2 separate regions of the Homo sapiens genome follow, and region 1 is linked to region 2. A link is an interaction called in ENCODE POLR2A ChIA-PET data of the cell type or tissue named here. Cell type or tissue: Caco-2. All regions are shown on one strand. Links, peaks and the distances in the headings refer to the core of each region. The heading gives the core; the rest is flanking DNA.

Evidence for each region. ChIA-PET counts read pairs that join two places held together with the same protein. Peaks named below come from ENCODE experiments on the same cell type or tissue, not always from the same donor. Only the 100,000 strongest peaks of a DNase experiment are listed, where the experiment ranks them.
Region 1: POLR2A ChIA-PET joins it to region 2 with 6 read pairs; 2 of 35 experiments call an interaction of 5 or more read pairs at or near these places.

The regions. Positions count from the first base shown.
Region 1 is chr3:32,518,750-32,523,749 of GRCh38, forward strand. No RefSeq gene overlaps it. Among named protein-coding and RNA genes, the nearest start is that of MIR548AY, 15 kb to the left of the region's middle. In Caco-2, for the core only: no CTCF peak of the experiment used is centred there; no DNase peak of the experiment used is centred there.
Region 2 is chr3:33,054,330-33,062,417 of GRCh38, forward strand. It overlaps GLB1 (galactosidase beta 1), which reads right to left. Exons shown (of 16, transcript NM_000404.4): 6 at 3,760-3,940. Among named protein-coding and RNA genes, the nearest start is that of GLB1, 39 kb to the right of the region's middle. RefSeq lists enhancers at 943-1,022, 3,186-3,235, 3,386-3,465, 7,557-7,606. In Caco-2, for the core only: no CTCF peak of the experiment used is centred there; DNase peaks (open chromatin) are centred at 2,742, 3,307 and 3,832; H3K4me3 peaks cover 244 bases.

The DNA of each region.
Region 1 (5,000 bases), core at 1-5,000, 540 kb before region 2:
GTATTGCCCAGGCTGGTCTCAAACTCCTTGGCTCAAGTTGGCTCAAGTGATCTTCCCACCTTGGCCTCCCAAAGTGCTGGGACTATGGTGTAAGCCACCATGCCCAGCTGGCAAAGACTTCTTAAAAACAGGTTATGAAAGCAATAACCATAAAGAAAAGCTGATAAATTGAGCTATATTGAAATCAGTAGCTTGTATTCATCAAAAGACACCAATAAGAGTGAAAAGGGAAACCACAGAGTAGAAAAAGATATTTGCAATACATACCTGACTGGAAGCAGTATTCTGAATATGTAAAGAATGAGACAAGGCTGGGTGTGGTGGCTCACGCCTGTAATTCCAACCCTTTGGGAGGCTGAAGTGGGCAGATCACCTGAGGTCAGGAGTTCGAGACCAGCATGGCCAACATGGCGAAACCTCATTTCTACTAATAATACAAAAATTAGCCAGGTGTGGTGGTGCATGCCTGGAATCCCAGCTACTCAGGAGGTTGAGGCACAAAAATCGCTTGAATCTGGGAAGTGGAGGTTGTAGTAAGCCGAGATCACACCACTGCACTCCAGCCTGGGCAACAGAGTGAGACTCTGTAAAAAAGAAAGAAAGAAAGAAAAAGAGAGAGAGAGAGGGAGGGAGGGAGGGAGGAAGGAAGGAAGGAAGGAAGGAAGGAAGGAAGGAAGGAAGGAAGGAAGGAAGGAAGGACGGAAAAAGAATGAGACGATAAGAAAAAGTCAGGCCAGGCACAGTGGCTCACACCTGTAATCCCAGCACTTTGGGAGGCCGAGGCAGGTGGATCATCTGAGGTCAGGAGTTCAAGACCAGCCTGACCAACATGGAGAAACCCCATCTCTACTAAAAATACAAAATAGCCTGGCATGGTGGTTCATGCCTGTAATCCCAGCTACTTGGGAGGCTGAAGCAGGAGAATCGCTTGAACCCAGGAGGCAGAGGTTGTGGTGAGCCGAAATCACGCCATTGCACTCCAGCCTGGGCAACAAGAGCGAAACTCCGTCTTAAAAAAATAAATAAATAAGAAAAAGTCATACAGTCGCCCCCTCCGCCTCCAAAAAGGACAAGACTCTTAAACAAGTACTTTACAAAAGAGGATATCCAAAGGCCAGTACACATGAAATATGCTTAACTTCATTAGTTATCAAGGAAACACAATTTAAACCACAAGATCCTACCATACATCTGCAGAATGTCTAAAACTGCAGACAGTCAATAGTTTGTGTAGACAAGGATGTGGAGCAACTGCAACTCTCATGTTGCTGGTAAGTCATGGAAATTCTTTTTTAAAAAATTATATATAATTCACATAAAATTCACTTTTTTTTTTTTTTGAGATGGAGTCTCACTCTGTTGCCCAAGCTGGAGTGCAGTGGCATGATCTCAGCTCACTGCAACCTCCGCCTCCCGGGTTCAAGCGATTCTCCTGCTTCAGCCTCCCGAGTAGCTGGGACTACAGGTGCGTGCCACCACACCCAGCTAATTTTTTGTATTTTTAGTAGAGACGGGGTTTCACTGTGTTAGCCAGGATGGTCTCGATCTCCTGACCTCGTGATCCACCCGCCTCAGCCTCCCAAAGTGCTGGGATTACAGGCGTGAGCCACAGCGCCTGGCCCAAAATTCACCCTTTTGAAGTGTACAAGTCAGTAGTTTTTAGTATATTCACAAGATTGTGCGACTACCACCACTATGTAATTCTAGAGTACTTTCCTTACCCCCCAAATAAACCCCACTAGCAGCCACTCCTCATTTCCTCCTTCCTCTACCTTCTAGCAACCCACTAATCTACTTTCTGTCTCAGCAGATTTGCTGTTCTAGATATTTCACATAAATGAAATCACACAATATGGCTTTTTGTGACTAGCTTCTTTGACTTAACATGTTTTCAGGGTTCATTCATGTTGTAGCATACATCAACACTCCATTTCTTTTCATGGCTGAATAATATTTTATTGTATGGATATGTCATTTCATTTATCTGTCTGTCTGTTGATAGATGTTTGGGTTGCTTCTGCCTTTTGGCTATTATGAATAATGCTGCTGTACACATTTGTATACAAGTTTCTGTGAGGACATATGTTCTCATTTGTGATTAGTATAAACCTTGACATGGAATGGCTGGGTCATATGGTAACATTTAACCTTATGAAGAACCACTAAACTGTTTCCCAAAGCAGTTGCACCACTTTACACTCCCACCAGCAATGGATGGGGGTTCCAGTTTCTTCAAGTCCTCACCAACACTTATTATTTTAGCCATCCTAGTGGTTGTGAAGTGGTATCTTATTGTGGTTTTTATTTTCATATTCCCAATAACTAAAGATGTTAAGTATCTTTTCATACGCTTATTTTGCATTTTTATAACTTCTTTGGAGAAGTGCCTCTTCAAATCCCTTGCCCATCTTTAAATTGGGCTATCTTGTTATTGAATTGTAAGAGTTCTTTATATATTCTGGATACTGGGCCTTTCTCAGATCTATGATTGCAAATATTTCCCCCCAAGAATGGGAATTCTTAAAACCACTTTGGAAAAACTTTGGCTTTATCTGCTAAGGTTGAAAACATATATAACCTATGGACCCAATAATCCACTCCTGCATAAACACCCAACAGAAATGAAAACACGTTTTCCATCAAACATATTCAACAGTGTTTACAACAGCATCATTCGTAATAACAATTGAAAGACTGAAAATCACCCAGACATCCTGTGGTTAGGCTGAGTAACAGTGCCCCCAAAAATGTCCACATTCAAATCCCTGGAACCTGCAAATTTTACCTGACTTGGCAGAGACTTTGCAGATATGACTGAGGATCTTGAGGGGGGTAAATAAGATTTCCAGTCAGCATGTAAGGAGTTTTGAGGTCATCACTTTGTCCTAAGTAGAGCTGTCAGGGCGCGGTGGCTCACACCTGTAATCCCAGCACTTTGGGAGGCCGAGGCGGGTGGATCACCTGAGGTCAGGAGTTCAAGATAAGCCTGGTCAACATGGTGAAACCCCATCTCTACTAAATATACAAATATTAGCTGGGCATGTTGGCAGGTGCCTGTAGTCCCAGCTGCTCGGGAGGCTGAGGCAGGAGAATCGCTTGAACCCGGGAGGCGGAGGTTGCAGTGAGCTAAGATCATGCCATTGCGCTCCAGCCTGGGCAACAAGAGCAAAATTTCGTCTGAAAAAAAAAAAAAGAAAAAGCAGTAGAGCTGTGGGAGAAATGGTCACAGGGCAAACCACTGCCTCCCAAATTGGAGACAGACAGGTGACACAGAATCACAACTTACCGGAGCAGAAATCACTGGGCATACACCTCCATGGGAACCAGTACTGGGACAGAGGAATCTGAATTGTAATTGATGAATTGCCCAGAGGTTCAGTTTGGGTAAGTGTGTGAGTTAATAATTCTACAAACACCCAGTCATAAGAGGGTCCCCACACTTTGTGAGTTTTACCTCTAGGAGCTCTCCCAGGTTCTCACCGTGAAGATCAGAGTGAAGATTTCACCATGAAGATCTCTCGTGCTTCTGGCAAGGGAGGGGGAAAGTAACCATTTTGAAATATGCCAGAGCATTCTGTTCTTAACAAGGCCTGTCCTCAAGAAAAATGATTCTGCCACAGCCTTACCTGTTGAGGTTTTATCAGAGCCAAATCAACCTGGTGGAAGGGAAACACCTAACTCCAGCCCCTTCTAGACATCCTGTCCCACCTAAAGGGGGTGGGGGTACTGAAAAGCACTTGTGAAGTTTACATCCCAGGGGCACAGGCTTGCTAAAACTGAGACCTTATCATACAAATACAGAAAGCTTCCTCTCCCCCCATACCGCTAAATGACTACTTACCAGAGTTCCTTTTACTGTACATCATATCCAGCTGTTAATAAAAAAGTACGAAGCATACAAAAAACAGTTTGAAGACAGAGCAAGCATCAGAACCAGACTGGGATATAGCAGCGATGTTGGAATTATCAGACCATGAATTTAAAACAACTATGACTAATACGCTAAGGACTCTAGTGGAAAAAGTAGACAACATGCAAGAACAGATGGGTAATGTTAAGCAGAGAGGTGAAGTCTAAGAGCGTATCAAAAAGAAATGCTAGAGATTAAGAAAAAGCTAACAAAGAATGCCTTTGATGGGCTCACTAGCAGACTGGATTGAAGGAGAGAATCGCTAAGCTGAGGAAAGAATTGCTGAGCTGGAGGACACGTCAATAGCAACTTCCAAAACTGAAAAGCAAAGAAAAAACAGACACACACGCACACAAAGGAACAAAATGTGCAAGAACTGTGGGGCAAGTCCAAACGGTGTAACATGTAGATAATAGGCATACCAAGAGAAGAAAGGAACAAAATAAATATTTGAAGCAATGACTGAGAATTTCCCCAGATTAATGTTACACCAAACTACAGATCCATGAAGTTCAGGAAGCATTAAGAAAGATAAATGGGCTGGGTGCGGTGGCTCACACCTGTAATCCCAACACTTTGGGAGGTCGAGGCAAGAGGATTGCTTGAGCCCAGGAGTCTGAGACCAGCCTGAACAACACGGTGAAACCCTGTCTCCACGAACAATACAAAAATTAGCTGGGTGTGGTGGCGCATGCCTGTAGCCCCAGCTACTAGGGAGGCTGAGCTGGGAGGATTGCTTGAGCCTGGGAGGCAGAGGTTGTAGTGAGCCCTGATTGAGTCACTGCACTCCAGCCTGAGCAACAGAGTGAGAACTTGTCTCAAAAAATAAAATAAAATTAATAAAATAATAAAATAAAATGAAAAATAAATGAAAAAAAAAAACCCTACACCTAGGCATATCATATTCAAATTACAGAAAATTAAAGAAAAAGTCTTGAAAGAAGCCAGAGGAAAAAATATCCTCTAGAGGAGCAAACATAAGAAATTCATCTGATTCCTTTTCAGAAACAATGCAAGCAAGAGAGTGCAGTGAAATATTTAAAGTGTGGAGGGAGAGTATACGGAATTATTCAGGGGGGGCCAATTTAAT
Region 2 (8,088 bases), core at 1,036-6,035:
TGATTGGACCCATTTGAAGATGTGTGTGGACCAGAGAACATTGCTTCCTCTCTGAGGAGGTCCCCGTGGCCTTTCCTGTCTGCACAAGAGTTCCCTTCACAGGCCTGTCTTCTTTATCTGTGTTTCCCCAGGGCCTGGACACATATCTTGTGGGCTTATCTCTTCACAAGAACATCTGGTTGACCTGGATGCACCCCACAGGATGAGCCTGGTTTGAAGATACTTACAGCCTCAATAACACCATACACATGATACTACCACAAATATTTGCCAGTTAATTAAGAAATCAAAGGGATGTGGGGGCTCTAATTGTGTTTACCCCTGAATAATGGAATATACTCTGGATTCTAATTTGTACATCAGCCATTCCAAACCACTTGCTCTCAAGTTTTCCTCATGAAATGTCCCATTAGGGGTGTCTTGTCTTGCCTCTCGTGTCTTCTATTTTCCCTTCCTCCTCTAAAACAAAAAAGAATTTCTCCACAGAGAAGGAATGGGCTGCCAAACACTGGGGAAAGAGGAAGCATGAGCAGTGTCCACACCAACCCGAGCAGAGAATGCCCTGGCCCCACACTTCACAACCCAGTTCCCACAGCAGGTATCCCAGGGTGGACGTGGCCCCAGCCAAGACCCTCTGATAACCACTTGCTCTGAGATGGGCCTTTGGCTTCTCTGTAAGGCCAGCTTTCAGGACAGAATATGCTGATTGAGAAAGAGCAGAATCTCATTGGCTGTCTTTCTCACTATTAAGCATTAGGTGGCATTCAGCTCTTTAAACACTGTTCTCATGAGACCCATCGGGCAATGCCCCTCTCCCACACAAAGCAATGAAGCTGGCAAAAGCCTCAGACTGGAGGGCCCATCTGCCCCAGGCACCCTGGCCTTGTGGTTGTCTATTCTCCAACCCCTAGCAGTGACAGTCACGCTGTCACCTCACATACAAATTATGCTTAAAACACAATCATAATCACCTTCAATTTGTTCCTCCCAACAGAAAAATGCCGTGCTTTTTCATCGCTGTGATGAGAAGCCTGGCCAAAGCAGGAGGAAACCGGCATGTCACTTCCTCTGCAGCGCTTTGTATTAGGTTGGTGCAAAAGTAATTGTGGTTTTTGTCATGGTTTTCTTTTCTTTTTTTTTTTTTTTTTTGAGATGGAGTTTCGCTCTGTTGCCCAGGCTGGAGTGTAGTGGCGCAATCTCAGCTCACTGCAACCTCTGGCTCCCGGGTTCAAGCAATTCTCCTGCCTCAGCCTCCTAAGTAGCTGGGATTACAAAAGTGCGCCACCACGATTTTTGTACCAGCTAATTTTTGTATCTTTAGTGGAGATGGGGTTTCACCATGTTGGCCAGGCTGGTCTCAAACTCCTGAACTCATGATCCGCCTGCCTTGGCCTCCCAAACTGCTGGGATTACAGGTAGGAGGCACTGCGCTGGGCCCGTTTTTTTTTTTTAAAAGGCAAAAACTGCAATCACTTTTGCACCAACCTAACCAACCTAACGGATGAGTCCTTTTATCACCAAATGCTCTCGAAACACTCCATTCACTTAAGGTCAGTTCTTTTCTGTTCTTCTCTTTTTTGATAAGGTAGAAGAACCTCTTAAAAAATGTGACTACAGACCGGGCGCGGTGGCTCACGCCTGTAATCCCAACACTTTGGGAGGCCGAGGCAGGCAGATCATGTGAGGTTAGGAGTTTGAAACCAGCCGGGCCAACATGGTGAAACCCTGTCTCTACTAAAAATACAAAAATTAGCCAGGCGTGGTGGCAGGTGCCTGTAATCCCAGCTACTTGGGAGGCTGAGGTAGGAGAATGCTTGAACCCAGGAGGCAGAGGTTGCAGTAAGCCAGGATCGGGTCGTTGCACTCCAGCCTGGGCAACAAGAGCGAAACTCCACCTCAAAAAAAAAAAAAAAAAAAAAAAAAAAAAGCAACACCAGGCTAATTTCCTCATTTCAGTCTTCTGTACATCCCTCTTAAGAGAGGCAAACATTGGCTGTGCAATGCACATGAAGTGCCTTTTACCTCAGAGGGGAGAACATCAGGGTCTTTATGCTACTCAAGGAACTGGTCTTTTTTGTGTGTGTGTATCTTTTTTTTTTTTTGAGACAGGGTCTTGCTCTGTTGCCCAGCTTGGGGTGCAGTGGCACAATCACAGCTCACCGCAGCCTTGAACTCGTGGGCTCAAGTGATCTTCCCACCTCATCCTCCCTAGTAGCTAGGACTACAGGCACTTGCCACCATGCCTAGCCTGTAACTTTTTATTCTGCAGTGATTTCAAACTTACAGAATGTTGTAAGAATAGTACAAAAAAACTCTCCTATTCCCTTCACCTAGATTTCCCAATTGTTAGCATTTTACTAGATATACACTATCAGTTTCTCTATAAAAATATACATTTTTCTGAGCCACCTGAGAATAAATTGCAGATGTGATGGCCCTTTATCCCTAAATACATCAGTGTTCATTCTCTCAGAACAAAGGCATTCTTTAAATAAACACAATATACTTCTAAAAATCAGGAAATTATACTGATACAGTACTCTTATCTAATCTACAGACTTTATTCAAAGATTGCAATTTCTCAATAATGTCTTTCATAGCCACACACACAAAAAAAGTCCAGTCAGACATTTAGCTGTTGATATGGTTTGGATCTGTGTTAGATCTGTGTCCCCACCAAATCTCATGTCGAACTATAATCCCCAGTGTTGGAGGTAGGGCCTGGTGGCAGGCGACTGGATCGTGGGGGCAAAGTGCTTGTGAATGGGTTAGCACCATCCCCTCAGTGCTATTCTCCTGATAGTGAGTGAATGAGTTATGAGATCTGGTTGTTTAAAAGTATGTAGCACTTCCCTTCCTATCTCTTCCTCCCGCTCTGTCCATGTAAGACGTGCCTGCTTTCCCTTTGCCTTCTGCCATGATTTTAAGTTTCCTAAGGCCTCCCCAGAAGCTGTTGCCACCAGGCTTCCTATACAGCCTGTGAGTCCATTAAACCTCTTTTCTTTGTAAATTACCCAGTCTCTGGTATTTATTTAGGGCAGTGCAAGAATGGACGAATACAGCTGTCATATCCTTTATGAAAGCCACTCTCCTAAATGAAGTCTCTCTTAATATTACTTATGGCCAGAAGCATCCTAACCACATTGCCCACCCATCTGTAACCTTCACTTGCAGCATCTCCACAGTTTACACAGCACTGTGTAAGGAATCTGGCATAGCCTTTGTAGCATCTGCCAAACCACCTCCAGCCCTGACAGTTCAGTGTTCTAAGTTATGCAGAAAGACAACAAAGCATAAGGTAAGTTCCCAGCCAGTGGCTGACCTCAAGGTTGGCTACAGCCAAGGCATAACCCCGAGTGTCCTGCCAAGGTGGGAGGACAGGGAGGGCAGAAAGAGCAGAGAAGCGCGCCCCAGACACAGCCTAAAAGGTGACTGCCTCAAGGTAGAGCTTCTCACAGCTGGAGATGCCTACCTGCTTCTTCATCTTGGGTGGGCCAGCCTAGCCCCTGAGATAGCAGTACTCCATTTTCCAGGCTAGCTCCACCAGTGCTGAAAATGCAGCTACCCTGGAAGCTCTTGGCCTACAGATAACCCTCTGTTACTGAGGGGTGCAAGTATTCTATTCTACCTGTTCCTTGAAAAATGAAAACATGAAAAATCTCAATCTGCCCATGACACTTATAACAACAGCTGCCCAGAGCAACTGACTGAGTAAAAAGCTGATTTTAAGCTGCAATTTCTGTTACTACAAACACCAACCTGTTCCAAAGTCCACCGTGGTGTAGAGGCCCTGCAGGGCCCCACATTTCAGGAATGTTTTATGTGCTCCATCAGTGGTAAACAGAACCACATCATCCCCCAGATGGTGGCGAAAGCGCTTCTGCAGGAAGCGCAGGTAGTCAAAATCACAGGCAAAGTAGCTGCCATATTCATTTTCAACCTGTGAGTGAAAAAAGAGCAGGGAAAAATGAGGAGATCCTAATGTAGCCACCCTAATGCAAGCTTTTGTGTGGGAAAATATCTGAGCATCTGCTAAGATGACAAGGCTTAATGACTGCTGGAAAAATTTCCTTCACTCAGACCTCAAAACTGACTAAAAGAAAAAACACCAACAATTCACCATAAAAGTTTACCTCCTATTAACCCTCTCCCACCACTGAGAAATAAGAAAAACAAAAAACACCAAACTGGTGTTCAGATTGTAGTGGTATTCTTCCCTAGAATAGAAAGTAGATACTTTAAACATCACATAAATAATACCTTCCCATGGTAGAAATGCTAGAAAAATGAAAAGAAAACAGGAAAAGTATCCATTAATTCCATTGCCCAGAGATAATCACTGCAAGCATTTTAGTATACAGCCGTCTAGATTTACACAGACCCACACACTCCCCAAATATACGCAAATAATATACAGCAGTGTTTTCTTCCCTCAAAACTGGCATATTATATGCACCAATTGTAATTGTGTTTTCCCTTAATATACTATGCAAAATCTCCATGGCAATAAGAAGAAGGGTGAATGCCAGGGACAGACACAGCATGTTTATTTGACCTGCTGTCACACACACACCGGTGTTCAGTTTGTGCTCAATAACATCGGTGGTTCTCAACCAGGAGCTCTTTAGCCCCACAGGGGACATGTGGCTATGTCTGGAAATGTTTGAGGTTGTCATACCTCGGCAGACATGCTCATGGCATCCAGTGGGTAGAGGCCCAGGGATGCTGCCAGACATCCCACAGTGCACAGGGAAGCCCCACAATGAAGAATTATCAGGTGCAACATGGCAATAGTGCTGAGGGTGGGGTCCCTGCTCTGAAGCATGCATTCCCAGTGAGGTGGGTAGCATCCCCAAGGGGGTAAAAATTGATGCTTTGGGGATAAAAAAAATTATTCCTTATTTATATAAAACATACACACACACACACACACACACACACACACACACACACACACACACAGAGCAAATAAACCAATATACAATATCTCAGGTAATAAAATTTCATGGTGGAGAGGAGAAGGCAATTAGAAAAAAAGTTTAAAAGGGATCCTTGGGGGCAATGATGAAAAAATCAGGTTAAGAAACATTGCTCTGAAGCAATAAAACAAATGAACTTCAGCTCTACCCAATACACCAAAGAATCAGGAATATAATGTGAAGTGAAAGAAGCATGACACTGAAAAATACATACAGTACAATCCCCTTTAGAGAAAATTCAAAACAATCAAAACCAAACTATAAAGTCTGAGTACACACATAGGTGGTAAAAGTATAAAGAAAAGCAGAAAACTGATGGTCATAAGCGTCAGGACAGTGGGACGAAATGGTGTATGATCAACAAGGACACCTGGGAAGCTTCTAGGGCACTGGCCACGTGCTGTCTCCTGACCTTGGTTGGTGTTTATGTGGGTGTTCACACCATAGTGATTCATCATACTGCGCATTTACGTATGTATGCTATATTTCATTTATAAAAAATTAAAAAATACCCAACCATAACATTTTAACATGCACATAATACAAAAATATTTGTGATCCTGGGAATACATGATCTTTAAACGTAAGCACAAGAAACTGTGAGTCCCAGAAAAGAGGTGCTTAGCCTGAGTGCCTGGGAGAGATTGTTAGGGAAGGTTCCTTGGAGGGACAGCCCGAGGTAGCTCTAGAAGAAAAGGCTCTGAACTTGGGAAGGGAATGGGTAGAGGATATTCCTACATATTTGACATCACCAACAGCTCAATTTCATCCACGTGCAGAGTTGGAGAGTGGGAGAAGAATGGTGAGTGACAAAAATGAATTAAATGCTGCCGTCGTTATCTGCACAGTCCTGCCTCCCACAAGGTTTCATGAATGATCCTTCTCTCAGAGAGGATCCCTCTGGCAATACTTTCAGATTTGGGGTTCAAGAAGTAAAACAGACTGTAGCACGCATGCCCAGGACAGAGACTTCACTGGTCATGAAACCATCCTGGAAGAGGAAGTATTTGCTGCTTACAAGAGTAGAAAACTCCCATTGATGAGTTCCATGAAAGTTCCTTTTGCAATAATTTAGATAAATGCTAAGAAAAGCTTTGTAAATACTGGCAAAGTTCTTTTCTCCTCCTTTATAAGTGCTACTTACATGACTGTGTCTCCTTTTTATCATCTGGCTGTCAAGAAATTCAGAGCTAAAGATCTTAAAAGTTAGCTCCAGCAACTAAATGGTCTCACAGCCTCTGTACCTCATGTTCTCTTGAGCTCACCCCCATGCCCAAACCCAACCTTGGTTTTCTTATCATCTTGCTTTTCCAGGTCTTATTTATCCATTATCATCATTGTATCATATACTCTAAAATAAACAGGCTTGTAAAAAATGCGTACACATAATTTGGTTAGGTTTTGAGAGAGCGAGAAAAGCACAATTGCGAGGCAGCTTAGAGTTCTAGTCACAGGCACGGCTGGCAGGGGCCCAACTGTCTACATGTAAATCTGAGCTCTGCCACTTCCTACCCATGGGACTCCACCTGTAAAGTGTACCTAACTCGATGGGTTATCATGAGGATTAACTGAGTCAATACATGACTAGAACCTTGCACAGATCTGGCATCTAGTAAGTGCTCAAAATGTTAGCAGCTAAGACTCTACTCAAGTTCTATGTTACTACCAATTAGGAAAAAAAAAGGTGGGTGAAGGCTGGGGGTAGGTGAGACACACAAATGAAAAGGCTTGAAAAACCCATAGAAAAAGTCATGGCTAGGTTCAGAGGAACACCGATGTTTCTAGAGCAGGAGTCAACAAACTTTTTGAATAAAACACCAGGCTGGGCGTGGTGGCTCACGCCTGTAATCCTAGTACTTTGGGAGGCTGAGGCGGGTGGATCACTTGAGGTCAGGAGTTTGAAACCAGCCTGGCCAACATGGTGAAACCCCATCTCTACTAAAAATACAAAAAAAATTAGCCAGGCATGATGGCAGGTGCCTGTAATCCCAGCTATTTGAGAGGCTCAGGTGCGAGAATTGCTTGAACCCGGGAGGCAGAGGTTGCCATGAGCAGAGATTGCGCCACTGGATTCCAGCCTGGGTGACAGAGAAAACAAACAAACAAACAAACAAACAAAAAACCACCAGAGAGTAAATATTTTAGGTGTTGCAGCCATAGAGGTCTCCATCTCAACTACTCAACTCTGCCACTATAGTACAAAAGCGGCCACAGATGATATATAAACGGTGTGGCGATTCCAATATACTTTTACTTACAAAAAAATGTAGGTGGCAGCCATAATTTGCAGGTCTTTGTTTTAGAGTAACTGTCTCCATTCTGTAAGCTCCTTAAGCACCAGAGACTTTTAAAGATGTTGATCTTCCAAACAGTCATAAATAGGCTTATTACCTCATGATGAATGCCCTGTTAATTGGATGAAGTTAAGTTGTGGGTGGAAGGTCGTCCACTCCTAATTATTTTCACCTTGGATATTATCAATGGCTTTAGCTTTTTCAGGTAGAAACTGAGATAAACATCCACATATGCAAACCATCATAGGTGGCACTGGCTCAGCTAATCCCCCCAAAAGAGAAACATCTGCATATCTGACTGAATCATGACGATGAATAAAAGCACAGACCTGGTTTCCTGTATCTGTAACACAACAGTGTTGAGGGCCCTAAATGTTCTCAGACAGGGATTTAAGCCTTCTGGTCTGACTCATTTTTACCCTGGCTGCAAACACGTAGCTCCTCCCTGGCCATCTCAAACTCTGAGCACTGAGAGAGAAAACCAGCATCAAGAATTGAGGAAAGCCACCATTTTCTACCCTTCAACATGAATTAAGACAGAGACAGAAATCAGCTTTTACAGAAATCTTTATTTTTTTTGAGACAGAGTCTCACTTTTTTGCCCAGGCTGGAGTGCAGTGAGTGGTGTGATCACGGCTCACCACAGCCCCAACCTCCCAGGCTCAAGTGATCCTCCTGCCTCTGCCCCCTGAATGGCTGGGAACACGGGTGCATGGCAGCATACTCAGCTAATTTTTAAATTTTTTGTAGAGATGGAGTTTCACTATGTTGCCCAGGCTGGTCTTGAACTCCTGGGCTCAAGAGATCCTCCTGCC